Linked DNA regions of Homo sapiens: region 2 is linked to region 1. Evidence: chromatin contacts called from ENCODE Hi-C or POLR2A ChIA-PET data. All regions are on one chromosome and are shown on one strand. The core of a region is the stretch at or near the end of the contact, and the rest is flanking DNA. Distances in the headings are between cores, read along the strand shown. Region 1 overlaps PDE7B (phosphodiesterase 7B). Region 2 overlaps PDE7B (phosphodiesterase 7B).

Region 1 (7,056 bases), core at 2,718-5,217:
CTTATCCAAATGGCAATACTCAAAGGTTCCCAAGATTTAGTCACCTCCCTTCTCAAGTGAATATAAAACGTGGAGCATCTTTCTTTGCAGAGTAAGACTGACTTTAGGTCATCTTGAGCCCATTTATCATTATTTGAAACATTATAGAATCTATTGGATCATATAGCCAAAGTTATAGAAAATATAATTTTCATTTTTAAACAGATCTCTTATTATGAATGGTTACTTGGGCTGCCTGGCCTTGGAATATCTCTTTTGCATGATTGCAATATACTTGTGTCCAAATGTGGATCTTGGCCTCTTAAGTAATGTTCTCACATTTTACCCAAACTTGTCGGTGTTGGCTAACCAGAGGTTTAATGTGGACTAATCAGTGCAGGGAAGCATCCCAGTATGTGTATATTTCTAAGTGCCTGAACTAACATGGGGCAGGCACTATGCATAGTTGCTAACCTGATGAAACAGCTTCAATTAGAGCCTCATCGCTGACATTCCAGAGTGGCTGCACTTGGAATCATAGGATGTGCAGGTATCTGTGGTCAGATTTTTACTTAAAACAAAAAAAAAGGAGAAGTTTCAGAGTATAAGTTTTATTGGATTTGGGGACTTGGAGTTCTTGGAAAATGATAATGATTTAGAATATAGTTTGTACATCTCCCCTGGGTGAAACTTGAGGATCTTTGTTTTGTTTATGTCTTTCTCACGAGGTAGAAGATCGATTCTAAGTCAAGAACACATTTGTGGCAATGTAATTACAAGTGAAATATACAAAAAGGCTCCTGAACAACCCCTTTAACTTCCTTGTTCTACTTGCCCTGGCTCAAACTATGCTGCTTCCCTCCTGTCTCTCAGCACCCCTCCCCAGACAGAGCACCCACTCCCTTCCCAGCCCCTGCCTACAAGCTCCCTTCCCACCCTTTGAATGCTCAGGAGGAACCACTCACAGCAAAATTAGGCCTCCAGGCTCCCTTCTTCCTAGGCTCCCTTTCTTGAGGTGTCTCTGCTGGTTTGCTCTCTCTTGATCTGTTTCTGGCCCCCACACTGTGAATTTTAGATCCTACTCTTTATCAGCAATGTCTGGGTAAGAGGAGAAATCAAGATTCCTGCAAAAAATGGACATGCTGACTCAGCCTAGAGTTATGGAGCTGGACTGGCTTAAGTCACTGCTTCCTTTGTCCTAACTTACTCATTTTACTAATACAACCATTCACAAATAGTTGCAGTCATGATATGGAAAAGTTAAGGAACGAGGAATATGTGTTTAATGTCTTTTCTATTTCCCTGTGAGTGCTTATAGAATCCATTCTCTTACATGGCAGCAGGAGAAAGAGTGAGCAGGGGAAATGTCAGACACTTACCAAACAACCAGATCTCCTGAGAACTCCCTCACTATCAGGAGAACAGGAGAGCAGCAAGGTTTTCAGCAGCTCAGTCATTTTAGCTGAGAAATGAGGAAGGGAAGTGTTAAAGCCTACATACAGAAAGAGGTAGTCAAACATATAAGGAAAAGAAGAATATAATTCCTCTAGTTAAAGAGAGTGTTCTGACAATAAACTCTAATATGAAAGTAATTTCCCCCCTTTTAATTAATAGCAAACATCTGTATTCAAACATGAACTTTTTTCTGTTATCTTTCACTGTGGAGAGCAGAATTAGCCCCATTCTACAGTTAGAAAAATGGAGACATGAAACATTCAAGGATTTCATCCAATATAACAAGACCACCAGACGAAAGCTAATGGTTTACAGATGCAGGGTATTTTTCAAAGAAGAAGGAGAAATCATGTTATCTTTGATGTAACATGTGTAGAACTAACACAAGTGTTTGCCTTTGAGAATTACAATAGTCAGAGGGGAAAAAAAACTTTTTTCATCTTTTTTATTTTAAAATTCCTATGTGTATGTAGTCACTTCTCTAAGACAGGCCAAGGTATTTTTTTATGAATAACAAATTTTACTAAATAAGTTATGCAATAAGCTAAATCAAAATTTCCTCATAATAAATCTTTAAAGTTTCTCCTTCTTTTCACCAGTTCTTTTGTGGAAGAAAAACACAGGCATGCTGACAATGGCCAAGACAAAGGTGTTCCTCTTTCTTTCCAAATCCTGTAGACTGGAATAGTTATGGAACTGAGAGAAGTCACAGCAGTCCTGATCCAAAGTGTCACACTAAACTATGTGCCAGGCACAGGGATCTCCGCTCTCAAGTGACTTTCAGGCCAGAGGTGGTGGACAAGATAAGCATGCTGTTAGGAATGAATGTGGGGTGGCCACAGTAGCACATGGGAGGCCGTTGAACTTGGCCTTGGGGACCAAGATGTGATTTCTGGAACATAAGAGCAAACTCATACCTAAGATACGTGTAGGAATTAGCCTGGTGAAGGAGTGTTCCAGGAAGGTGGAACAGGACATGAGAAAACCTGGAGTTGATAGGGCTTTCAGCAGATGAGAAGAACTCGAAGCAATCCAGCATGTCAGGAATAATGGGCAGTAGGGTTAACTTGACTGCCAGAATCTTCCTTTTGTACTTTTCGTGTGCATTAAATTTATTGACAGTAGTGTGCTACATTGAAGAGACAAGGCTAGAAGTAACTGCTTCCTGACATACTGTACAAACTTGTGGATAAATATGAAAACTTTAGGTCTGGGCAAGGACTAAATATTTTCTTAAATGATAGGTTTTCTCTGAGCGGTTCTTCCTGTTGTAAACTAAGTTCAAACCCAAGTATTCTAGGACTGGCACTAAATTTGACCAATTCATTTATGTCTCACCCCAAACTTGTTCTTTTAGAATTCAAAGGAATTTTTCCTTAAAAGCCCCATTTAAATTTTACCTGAGTAATTTCCCCCTTTCAAGTTAGTTTTTTAAAAGATATTTATTGAGATTATTTTCATAATTTTGCAAGAATGACATGTTCATTTTAGGAAACTTGAAATATAGAGGAAAGCTATATCAATGAAAATAAAATCACTCACAATACCACTAAGGTGATAATCTTTGTCAATATTAACTTGTACAGGGTATTTGTGATATAATTTTCTAAGTTTTTCTATGAAGATATTTTTTAACAAATATTTCAACAATTTATATGCATTTCCTGTTTCTGTGTGCATGTATACACATGATATATATTCCACTCATTTTAAAGTTAATTTGAATTATTTAATTTATGAACACACTCTTATTTGCAAGTTTTTGTAGAACTATTAACATATCTAGTGTGTGAACTTTTAGCCCTGTTGAAAATAGCTTGCAAGCTGTAAGCTGGTTATATTTCAAAGAGCTAGAGGCTCCTGTAGTTCTCTATTCATTAGTTTTAAAGCACCTCTATGACATGACATAGGTGGCAGTATTATTATCCCTATATTGCAGAGGGGGCAGCCAAAGCAGACAGCAGTTGCATAACCAAGGCCGGGGTAGAAACAGAACTGGGGTTCTTTTGAAAGTAGGTAGAGTAAAAATTACACATAAAATGAAATATTGGTGATTTGTACCTCTATTCAAAGCCTCATCTCTTTGAAATGACAATGCGTAAAACACATTGGCCCTCTGTTATTTTTCCATCAATTCAGAACTGAATCTGACCTTGGAGAGTCCACACAGATATCAGTGGAACGTCTGGCCGATTGCATGTGAGGAGCTGCTGCCAGAACTTTGCCTGAAAGCTTAAATACCCTATGAGAGCTGCAAGGAATTCTGAAAAATTACGTTGAATATCGATGTTGAAGTTAAAATACACATATATGCGTGTGCGTGTACGTGTGCAAGCACACAGACACGCACACAGAATTTTAAGCCCAAAAGCAGCACCAGAGCCAATTCCATGATATTTGTATTAGTAATCTTTACTTGGGCAGAATTCACTTGAAGCTGGTGGGATTCTTTTTCCTGAGTCAAGCCTGCAGAATGAAGCCTGCTGGGAGTCAGCAAACCACAACAGACGTCATCAGCTTTCTCCTGCTTCAGGATATACATACTGATCACTGCGGGGGTCGGGGGAGAATTTTATTTTTGCTTGCGCAGGCTTACACAATTGTCAGCGGATATAACCCTTGCCTTTCTTTGAAGTGTGAGCTATCAAAAACTAAATAAACCAGATGGAGCCATTTTCTGATTCAAGGTGACAGAGCAGACCAATGCCTGAATAATATCTCTTTTTAAAGATGGAAATAGAATTACAAATTTGCTACAACTAATTTGCACTTTCCTTTGAAAAGGTGGAGCCCAAAAAGAAATTTTTCTCAAGAGGCTTTTCCGCCTGAGAATAAGTAATATTTAAAATAAGAGAAAGGTTGGAAAATTGACCACACAATACATGAAGTTAGCAAGAGAACGAGGGGGAAATTGTCAACTATGAAAGTGACAAACACTGAGTCGCTGGCATTCAGATAACCCCTCTTCTCCTTGCAACCAGATAAATATACATTCTTGATTCCCGGATTCCTTCCATTCTTGGTGCAATACTTGAAAAAAAATTTGACCAGGTTTTTGGCATTTTCATCTTTTCTGGGAATACTTCTAAATGACCTAGGGGAAATTTTCTAAACCAAAGAACAGTTTTGGCAGCAAAAACAAGCCTCAGTATGTATTATGATTGAAAAAAAGTAATTTAGCCTTTAACTCATGCAAGGATCTACGAGAACATCTATGTCAAACAGAATAAAATGAATTTGATATCTTTATTTTTAATGTATGGAAAAGATGATGTTTTTCACTTCATTATTTTAACTCTATAAAAGAAAAACTTCTTTGATGATTTACTAAACAAGGAATTAACTAGATTGTTAATGTTAGTGTTATAATTTACTCTTACAGGATTGAGTTTCTCAATTGTGCTAAATTTGTTCTATTCATCTCACGGCTCCCTCTAATACGTAGGAAAGTATAAAAACAACCTATCTGGGTCTTTATTTTTCTCATCTGTGCAATAAGGATAATAGGTCCTATTTCGAAGCATTGCTGAGATGATTAGATGATACAAGGAAAATGTCCAACCTAGTATCTGTACATGGTAGGTTCTTTCTGATTCATTCTCTTCTACCTTCTTTTCTATGGCATTTGAATATTGTGTGTGGACTTCAGCAGACTGATTGTGTGAAGTTCAACTAGTAAGGGCACAAAGCCAGGTACGTCTGAAGGACCTAATGTTTATATGAGTGCTAACTACGTACCTGGCACCTAATAAGCGCTCGATAAATATTAGCTATTGTTGTATCACACACCTCACTTTATCCTCGCTACAACTCTGGAGAGGTTTTATTTTCATTCTCATTTTCCAGTTGTCAAAACTAAGTCTTGGGAGGCAAAGTAACTAGCCCAATGTTGCACAGCAGGACTATGACGGAGCCAGAATTCCAGCTGAGATCTGCTCCGGAGCTCCTGGTCTCACTGCTGCAGCATGCCACACCTCTCCCTAAGTATGGGGTGGGCAGGCCTCGGACAAGTTCAACCACCTGCAACAGAACTGGAAAGGCAGAAGGACTTCTGGGAGAAAAAAAAAATGGCTGTTCTACTCATCTGCACATTCTAAGGGAAATTCTCTTAGATACACCTAATTTAATTTCTCAGCTATGTTTAGAAATTAACTCTAAGCCTATTTATTTACAAGAATAATGCAGTCAAAGACACTGTTAACCAGCTTGGTTATCTGCCTTTGCAGCTTCTGGAAGATTCAAAGCAGTTGAATTGAAGGTAGGGACAGTTGCTACAGTCAATTGCCTTGAAAACAGTAGAAGTGACCTGAAAACCTGCCAAATGCTGACACAAAAGCTTTGAAAGCCGTAGTAGCCTGGAGCCATTTAGCATAGCAGCAAATAGCCTGAAACCCTCAAATAGTCCTTGAAGTACAGTAATTGATATCATCATAAGGTCATTTAGATTATTAAACAGGAGTATATTACACATTCATAGAACTAGAAATTTCATCCAAATATTATTTTTTAAGTTCAGTAACTTAAATAGGAAGTATTAGTGAAAGAGAAGAATCACTTAAATAAAACACCTCTTCTATTGAAACTACTAGCGAAATAAAACTAGTGATAAAACTAATTTTTTCAGCAAACCTGAAAACTTTTTTTTATTATTATACTTTAAGTTCTAGGGTACATGTGCACAACGTGCAGGTTTGTTACATATGTATACATATGCCATGTTGCTGTGTTGCATCCATTAACTCGTCATTTACATTAGGTATATCTCCTAATGCTATCCCTCCCCCTCCCCCCACCCCACGACAGGCCCCGGTGTGTGATGTTCCCCTTCTTGTGTCCATGTGTTCTCATTGTTCAATTCCCACCTATGAGTAAGAACATGCGGTGTTTGGTTTTTGTCCTTGCAATAGTTTGCTGAGAATGATGGCAAACCTGAAAACTTAACCACGTAAACTTTAAACTCTGGATTTGTTGGTCTTTTTTCTATCATATATAACTTTTTGAATTGGGTGACTGAAGTTACACCAAAGATGGGTGTTATGTTAGGCATACAATGAATCATTCAAGCATCTCTAATTAGCATAGGAAATGGGTTCTTGCTTGGCTTAAGGAGTCAGCAATTTTCAATATAAATTTTAAGAGAATTTTAATCTAAATATGATCAAGAAGGAAATTAACACATTCTTCTGGAAATACACAAACATACACACATACCCTAAGCATTCCTACATGAAGCATTGTTGACTAATGTTATATTTCAACTTACATTTACTTACAACATCAGTTCCATAGCCCTGGGAAGTTGGGGACTATGATGGTAGTGGATAAGGTAGCCAGGGAAAATTTCAATAGCGTCAAACAGTAATTTGGGATTTAAAAAGTCATAGCTGTCTTTTGGATTTTATCTATAGTTTCCATGCATCTTGGGACAAATCATTTGAATCTCACAGGAATCCCAATTTCAGCATGATTGGCAGGATGGAACGATTGGCAGGATCGAGGCAGAATACCTTCAGTCCCAAGTAGCAGATCACTAAATCCAAAATCAGTCAGAGAGATACAGCCCTATCCCCAGAGACCTGTCTCATCTTTGGGCAGCCCATAAATTAAGAGTCAGGCAAAACC
Region 2 (6,784 bases), core at 3,097-5,596, 53 kb after region 1:
GACCTCCTCATTTTGCACCTAGACTACTGCAGTAGTCCCCTACCTGTGTTCCCTGCTTTCAGCATGGCTTAAAGATGAACCCATCTTAATACAAGTTACTCTTTCCAAGGCACAGCTCTGCTTATGCTATTCTCTGGGAAATCTTCCCGTGGCTCCCAGCTAACTTAGCATCCAGGGCAGGCCATAAGGCAGCCCCGCCCCTACTTTCCACTTCTCCGCCTCACTTTCCCTGCACACCAACAAAACCGCACAGTTCGTGTTTCTCATATTCACTGTTACTTCTGCCTCTGAACGTTTACTCAAAATTGTCCTCCCTAGACATTCAAAACCTCATATCCAACCCTCTCATTTCCAAATTCCCTTATCCTTCAAGAATCAGCCCTACCCCGTCACCCATAGCACCTTCTAGCTTATGCTATAGTTATTTTTCAATATTCCATATCTTCCTGGCTAACATAATAAATTCCCCTCCAACACCCATTTGTCCAGTCCAAGGTAGCTTCTCATTAAAGTTTTTTTTTTACTACATAATTAATAATGTTGACTGAAAAATATAATTCTTTTTAATGCAATGTGTGGAGTATCATCTGGCTTTGGATTTTATTAACATGTGATAAAACTATGAAAATATTCACAACTTCTTAATTGAACAGCTTTTTACTCTGGGATTTGTTTTAGCGTGCAATGGAAGACTATTAGTATTTAAAATTTCTCTGAGAGTGCAGCTGTATTAACATTACAGCTATAAAGGAAAAGCACAAACAGGCCAAACAAATGCTTTGAGAGAAGAAAAACAAGCCAAATTACTTACGATTATTTTCTCTCTGTGCACAAGGAGCCAAAAATTACCAAACAGTAGGCAAAAATAAAAACTTCAGTTTTTTAATCTCTTAAATGCAAAAGCTACCCACCTGCTTCTCTGTTGGTGGCAAGTTCATTGAATGCCAGGCTAGGAACAAGCTGCTCAAAAGAAGGAATCCGTAGGAGACCACTTAGGCTGTTACCCAGTGTTCTCAAATGTGGGGCCTTCATGGAGACAGTTCCTCTCCTTAAAGCTTGAGTGTCTCAGGTTCACTCTCATTCGTCCCCTTGCCTGGTTCTGACCCCTCTCTCAGCTGTCTCTTTTTGTTTTCTCCACCTTCATCTTCGGAACCTTCACCAAGAACTTTACAACAGAGGTAAGACAATCAGCTCCATCCATTTCCCTTCCTTCTGAAAGCAAGTCAATTCCCGTGGCCCATAAAGCATGGTTTTCGTTGTCTTTAGCTTAATTGTCACTCTTTCTGGAGGGCCTTTCCTGATGTCCCGATTAGGAAGTTAGGCACCTACCCTTCATTCTCCTTCATGACATTCATAATTATGTTTCATTTCTGCCTTCCTCTCAAAACACTGTAAGCCCCCCAAGAGCAGAAACAGTATTTGTTACTGCTCTATGCCTGGCACTTGATAGAGATGCTCAATAAATATTCATTGTGAATGAATGAATAAACAAATGCAAGTAACAGAGTCCAACAATTTGTAGGTTTACGAGGGTGGCATTTGTCTATGTGTGCAAATGCATTTATATCTAATCATTGCCAGAGCACAATTTCATATATGCCTAAAAGTCAAGGAAGAGACATCTACTTGAACCTCTCTGGGACTAGCAGGACTTGACAGCAGCTACCTGGAAACAAAATACTACAGCTCGTATTTCTCAGTTTGCTTGTAGGGTTTTCTCAGTTTGCTTTGAAGATGCCATAAAATTATGTTATTAACCATTTCTCCTATACAATTATTTACAAATCAGCTTATCAAATTAGACGTTTGCTTCACAAAACCACCTTTGAGGCTAAATCACAGGGCTAGAATAATATAAAAAAACTGAAATTGTCATCTTTTTTCCTCATCTGAGAAGTCATACTAATGATTATGAGTGTCTTGCTAATTTAAAAAGAGACTTTGGGCTTGATTTGGCTATTTCATAAACTTCTATTGTAGTTAATGGTATACTCTGTAGCCAGGGAGTGAGAAGGCATCACAAAGCATCTAATTGAATCCCAGGGTGCCAGGAATATTGCTGCTTTAACTTCAATTTCAGAAGCATTGTAGGATTCTGCTTAAAATCGGCTCACCCCTTCCATATACCCTGAAGCCATACATGTTGCTTTCCAAAAAAACCAAACCAAACCCAACAGCAAACAAGAAATTCAGGGTATACAACCGTATATCAATTAATATTAAATTATAGAGTTCAGTGTCTCAGATTCTATTACATGGTGATCATGTAACGTTTTCATCTAAATAGTTTAGTTTATTCTGGATTTTTCAAAGTCTGATTAGGCATAAATTTCAGAAAGATCAGATTTCTAGAATAGCAGCTATTATGGAACAGTTAATATTTCAGATTTTAACCACTAAGATATGCTCTTTATTTTTTATCAGTTCTTAGTAACAATGTGAAAATAGTATTTCCCCCTGTGATCTTCAGAGTTCTAACTGGTGGTTTACAACAAGGTCACCAATTTTACACACCACTGCCAATGGCTTCCTCAAAGTTCACAATCCAGTGATTTCCATAAAGGCTTTTTTTGTTTGTTTGTTTTAAGTTTTATCCAGGCATGTCTATATGTGGCTCTTTCCTTATTTTTAGCCAGTCTGACTTAATAGCAGTTCAGAAGGAAAGACTCTTCTACCTGCGAGGCAATACAGCAATTCCTGTTTCCATTGCACAACAGCACAAAGGCCTTGCCCATAATATTATACTTAATGCTGGGAAATGTGACTGACTCCCCCAGGATGACTCAATAACCCTTAGAGCAGATGTGCACCTTGGATTCCATGTTTGCTGTTTGGGTTTGGTTTGGTCCTTTTAGAAGGCAAGATGCATGGTCTCAGAGTAGATAGGAGAGGTGGGATGACTCCGAACCAAATACTGAACAGAAATGAAACGTTATTGATGCTCCTTTACAAAGCCATCATTTTCTTATTATAGCACCCACAAATATGAGAGATTCAAAGCCCTTAGAGAACATGAATGTGGCACTTTGGATCTTTGAATAAGTTAATGAAATAGGCATAGCCTGGGCAACTGCAAAAGAATAGATGTTCAGCCCTTTCGCTATGCAGGTGCAAACCAGTTATGAAAACAGATATTTAAAGTTTTTACTAAAAATCCTTTTTAGGATTTTTAAAAAACCTTCAGGTATGCAATATATCCTGTTACACAAAGTCTCATGATAAATACTCTTTAAAAAGAAAAAAAGTTGAATATCACTTAGCAACCGAAGAACAAAAGCAGAAGAAATGGAGAGACAGAGCACAAAGCTGAAGCTAGGGAAATATGAATACTGGTTACATCCTTATCAATGACTCCCTGAGTATTCCTTTGGATAACCATAACCTTTTTTTTTTTTTTTTTGAAATGAGGCCTCACTGTGTCACCCAGGCTGGAGCACAGTGGCACAATAGATGGTAGCTCACTGCAGCCTAGAACTCCTGGCCGCAAGTGATCCTCCCATCTCAGCCTCCCAAGTAGATGGAACCACAGGTGTATGCGACCACACCCAGCTAATTTAATATTTTTTATAGAGATAGGGTCTTGCTATGTTGCCCAGGTCTCAAATTCCTTACTTCAAGCAATCCTCCCACCTCAGCTTCCCAAAATGCTGGAATTACAGGTGTGAGCCATTGCACCCAACACAACAACCATGTTTTTTCTCTGTAGGAATTCCTCCACACATTGGGAATGTATCTTTCTCCTTCATTCACAGAAATGTTCTAGATAATAAGATGAGGCATGCATGTAAAATTTTCAGCTTAAAGCATCTTCAAAGGAACAATTTACCCATTTTTCTCCAAACCAAATAATCCCAATTCTAAGTGAGACTTTATTGAATTTATTTCTGTTTCTCAGCCCTAATCATCTGCCTTTGCTGATTTCCATTGCCCACTTTCAAATCCCTACTAGACTTTATGAAGACCTGTATACCCAAAGCCCAGTGTAAATATTTTTAATTGAAATGAAGGCATGAAATGTGTTAGAATTTAACATAAAACCTAAAACTACATAGGACATTCTAATTAAGACTTGACTAGCAATATCTAGGGACTTCTATGCCGGAAGCATAACTAGAATTAAAGTGTTTGACTTCTTCTTTTTAACTTTTTTGGTTTGCTTTGGTTTTGTATTCTATTTCAACTATTCTAAGTGTGATTTTTGACCAGCATTTAATGTTGATATAGATGTGGCTTCACATCTAAGCAAGGAAGGTGTTTTTCAAGTGCTGGAAGTGAGCTGCCAGTATTTCCCACACATCAGGCCTTGTTTTTTCAACACCTTGTGGATCGCTAATTGGAGTTTGCATAATCTACCGCCAAATTGCAAGCATTCCTTTGAGATGAGTGGAACACACACTTCCCTTCCAGAATCAATGAAAAGAGAAGGTCAGGAAGAGGAAAAGCAGCAAACAATGATCTAATTAATTTAGAAGAAACTGAATTTCTGGTTCTTGATTTCCTTCAGAAGAAAAAAATGAAATGCCACCTGAAAGGAATGTTTGTGATTCATGTTTTAATCCCCCAAACAGTTCAATTGTTAGCTGCTGTCGACGAAAAAGAGTTAAGACTCTGTAAAATATTTGAAGAGAGTTAGTCCGAGCCAAATATGAGTGACCAACGGCCCGTGACACAGGCCCAGGAGGGCCTGAGAACATGTGCCCAAGGTGGTCAGGCTACAGCTTGGTTTTGAGCATTTTAACATAAGACATCCAACAGTACATGAAAGATGTACATTGGTTCTGTCCGGAAAGGCAAGACAACTAGGAGAGTTGGGGCTGGGAGTGGGGGCGGCGTGCCAGGTCATTAGTGGATTCAAAGATTTTCTGATAGGCAATTGGTTGAAAAATCTAAAGACCTGGAATCAATAGAAGGGAGTGCCTGGGTTAAGAGAAGGGGTTGTGGAGACCAAGATTCCTTTTTTTTTTTTTTTTTTTTTTTTTGAGACGGAGTCTCGCTCTGTCTCCCAGGCTGGAGTGCAGTGGCGCGATCTCGGCTGACTGCAAGCTCCGCCTCCCGGGTTCACACCATTCTCCTGCCTCAGCCTCAAGAGTAGCTGGGACTACAGGCGCCCGCCACCACGCCCGGCTAATTTTTTTGTGTTTTTAGTAGAGACGGGGTTTCACTGTGTTAGCCAGAATGGTCTCAATCTCTTGACCTTGTGATCCACCCGCCTCGGCCTCCCAAAGTGCTGGGATTACAGGCGTGAGCCACCGTGCCCGGCCTTCAAGATTCTTATTACACAGATGAAGCCTCTGGGTAGCAGGCTTCAGAGAGAATCGATTGTAAATGTTTCTTAATCACACTTTAAAAGGTGCCAGACTCTTTAGTTGATTCTCTCCTGGATCAGAAAAAATACATAGAATGGGTCAAATATATGTCAAAGCAATCTGTTTTGGGGTAAAATACTTCGATTTCTTTCAGGGCCTGCTATCTCATGTTAGTATCTTATTGCGACAAAGCATCTGTTTTGTCAGTCTTAAGGTCTCTGTTTTAATGTCAGTGCTGGTCACCTGTGCCTGAATTCCTAAGGGAGGAAGGTATAATGAGGCATGTCCAACCACCCCTTCCCCTCATAGCCTGAACTAGTGTTTCAGGTTTACGTTAGAATGCCCTTGGCCCAGAGGAGGGATCAATTCAGTTGGTTGGGGGGCTTAGAATTTTATTTAGGGTTTACACTGCCCATAGCAAAGGAGAAAGAAATAATTTTGAAATAACTTTAAAATGTGCTTTTGCTTTAAAGGCTGAGGAGCTGGAAGCAGTAAGCAAGCGGGGACAAATCATGAGGAGAAAACACTCTCAGCATGCAGTGAATCATCTTTAAACCATTCACAAGCACGTGCATAAGTAAATATGTACATGTGAGGCTACACTGATCAAATCCATGGAGGAATTAGAAAATAATCAGTAGTGAATGCATCCTCCATCAACAAGTCCTAATGGTTTCCCCTTCAATTCAGTCCTTGAAATTGTACAGTTCAAAACTGTCTCAGAAAAGCAAGGCTAATATTCTTTAAAAAGCATTTGATTATATAAATGTGCAGAGTTTTTAAGGCATTCAAGAATACAGTTATTGCCTATTTTAAATTTTTGAAATTAATATCTAGCCAATTAAAACAAACTAGGTCTTTTAAATGAGTCATTTTCAGCTTTTTTAAACACTTAGTTCTATAATATACAGTTATAAAGTGTGAAAAATTATCTTCAATTTTTGTTTGTTTTAAATTACTGTTAAAATCACAATATCTTCATCAGAAAATAGAGCAGAGATGAATTGCCTTGGTAAAAATATCACAAAAATTAATGTTAAAAAATTCAGAATGGTAAATGAAGTGCTTAAAGAATCAGTTTAAAAGATGGCAAATCTCTTTTTCTGTCTATTGATCAATGAAACTATCTCTAATCCGAGTCATCATTAAAGTGTTATGCAAACAGAAATCTGAATTCAAATGAGCACAAAAGACCCCAAAACTTTAAGTATATTAAACTGATAAATATCAAAAAATTAGAAATTCCCCCAAGAGTCAACTCTTTCTCAGCATACATATTAAGTTGCAGGGAACTGATCAGTTGAATAGCTCAACTCAACTATATTCAACTGTATTCAGCTGCACTGTATCTTAAAGTATGAAAGCCTATATAAAAAAAAAAAAACAGAAGATTTAAAATGAATTTTAAGAAACAGCTACTTAAACTCAAAACCAGTTGATAAACATACCTTTTGATGCAACAACAGGAACAGTGTAAT

The links. A loop is a pair of places that touch in the nucleus more often than their neighbours do. ChIA-PET counts read pairs that join two places held with the same protein, here RNA polymerase II (POLR2A). Pooled maps may share reads with other maps.
Region 2: a loop to region 1 is called in a pooled map, with 2.0 times the contacts of the local background. The contact joins two enhancer-like sites. A Hi-C loop is called at or near these places in 1 of 50 pooled maps. POLR2A ChIA-PET finds 5 or more read pairs at or near these places in 4 of 52 experiments (A673, AG04450, BJ and 1 more).

The regions. Positions count from the first base shown.
Region 1 is chr6:136,011,273-136,018,328 of GRCh38, forward strand. All of the region lies in intron 2 of PDE7B (phosphodiesterase 7B), which reads left to right. Among named protein-coding and RNA genes, the nearest start is that of PDE7B-AS1, 58 kb to the right of the region's middle. Within about 2 kb of position 3,968, at least 2 of the 41 ENCODE cell types and tissues checked have a DNase peak (open chromatin) inside an H3K27ac peak, as active enhancers do.
Region 2 is chr6:136,063,470-136,070,253 of GRCh38, forward strand. The region is part of intron 2 of PDE7B (phosphodiesterase 7B); the gene reads left to right. PDE7B-AS1 (PDE7B antisense RNA 1) reads right to left here. Exons shown (of 4, transcript NR_149042.1): 3 at 6,755-6,784. Among named protein-coding and RNA genes, the nearest start is that of PDE7B-AS1, 6.0 kb to the right of the region's middle. RefSeq lists an enhancer at 4,190-4,734. Within about 2 kb of position 4,347, at least 4 of the 41 ENCODE cell types and tissues checked have a DNase peak (open chromatin) inside an H3K27ac peak, as active enhancers do.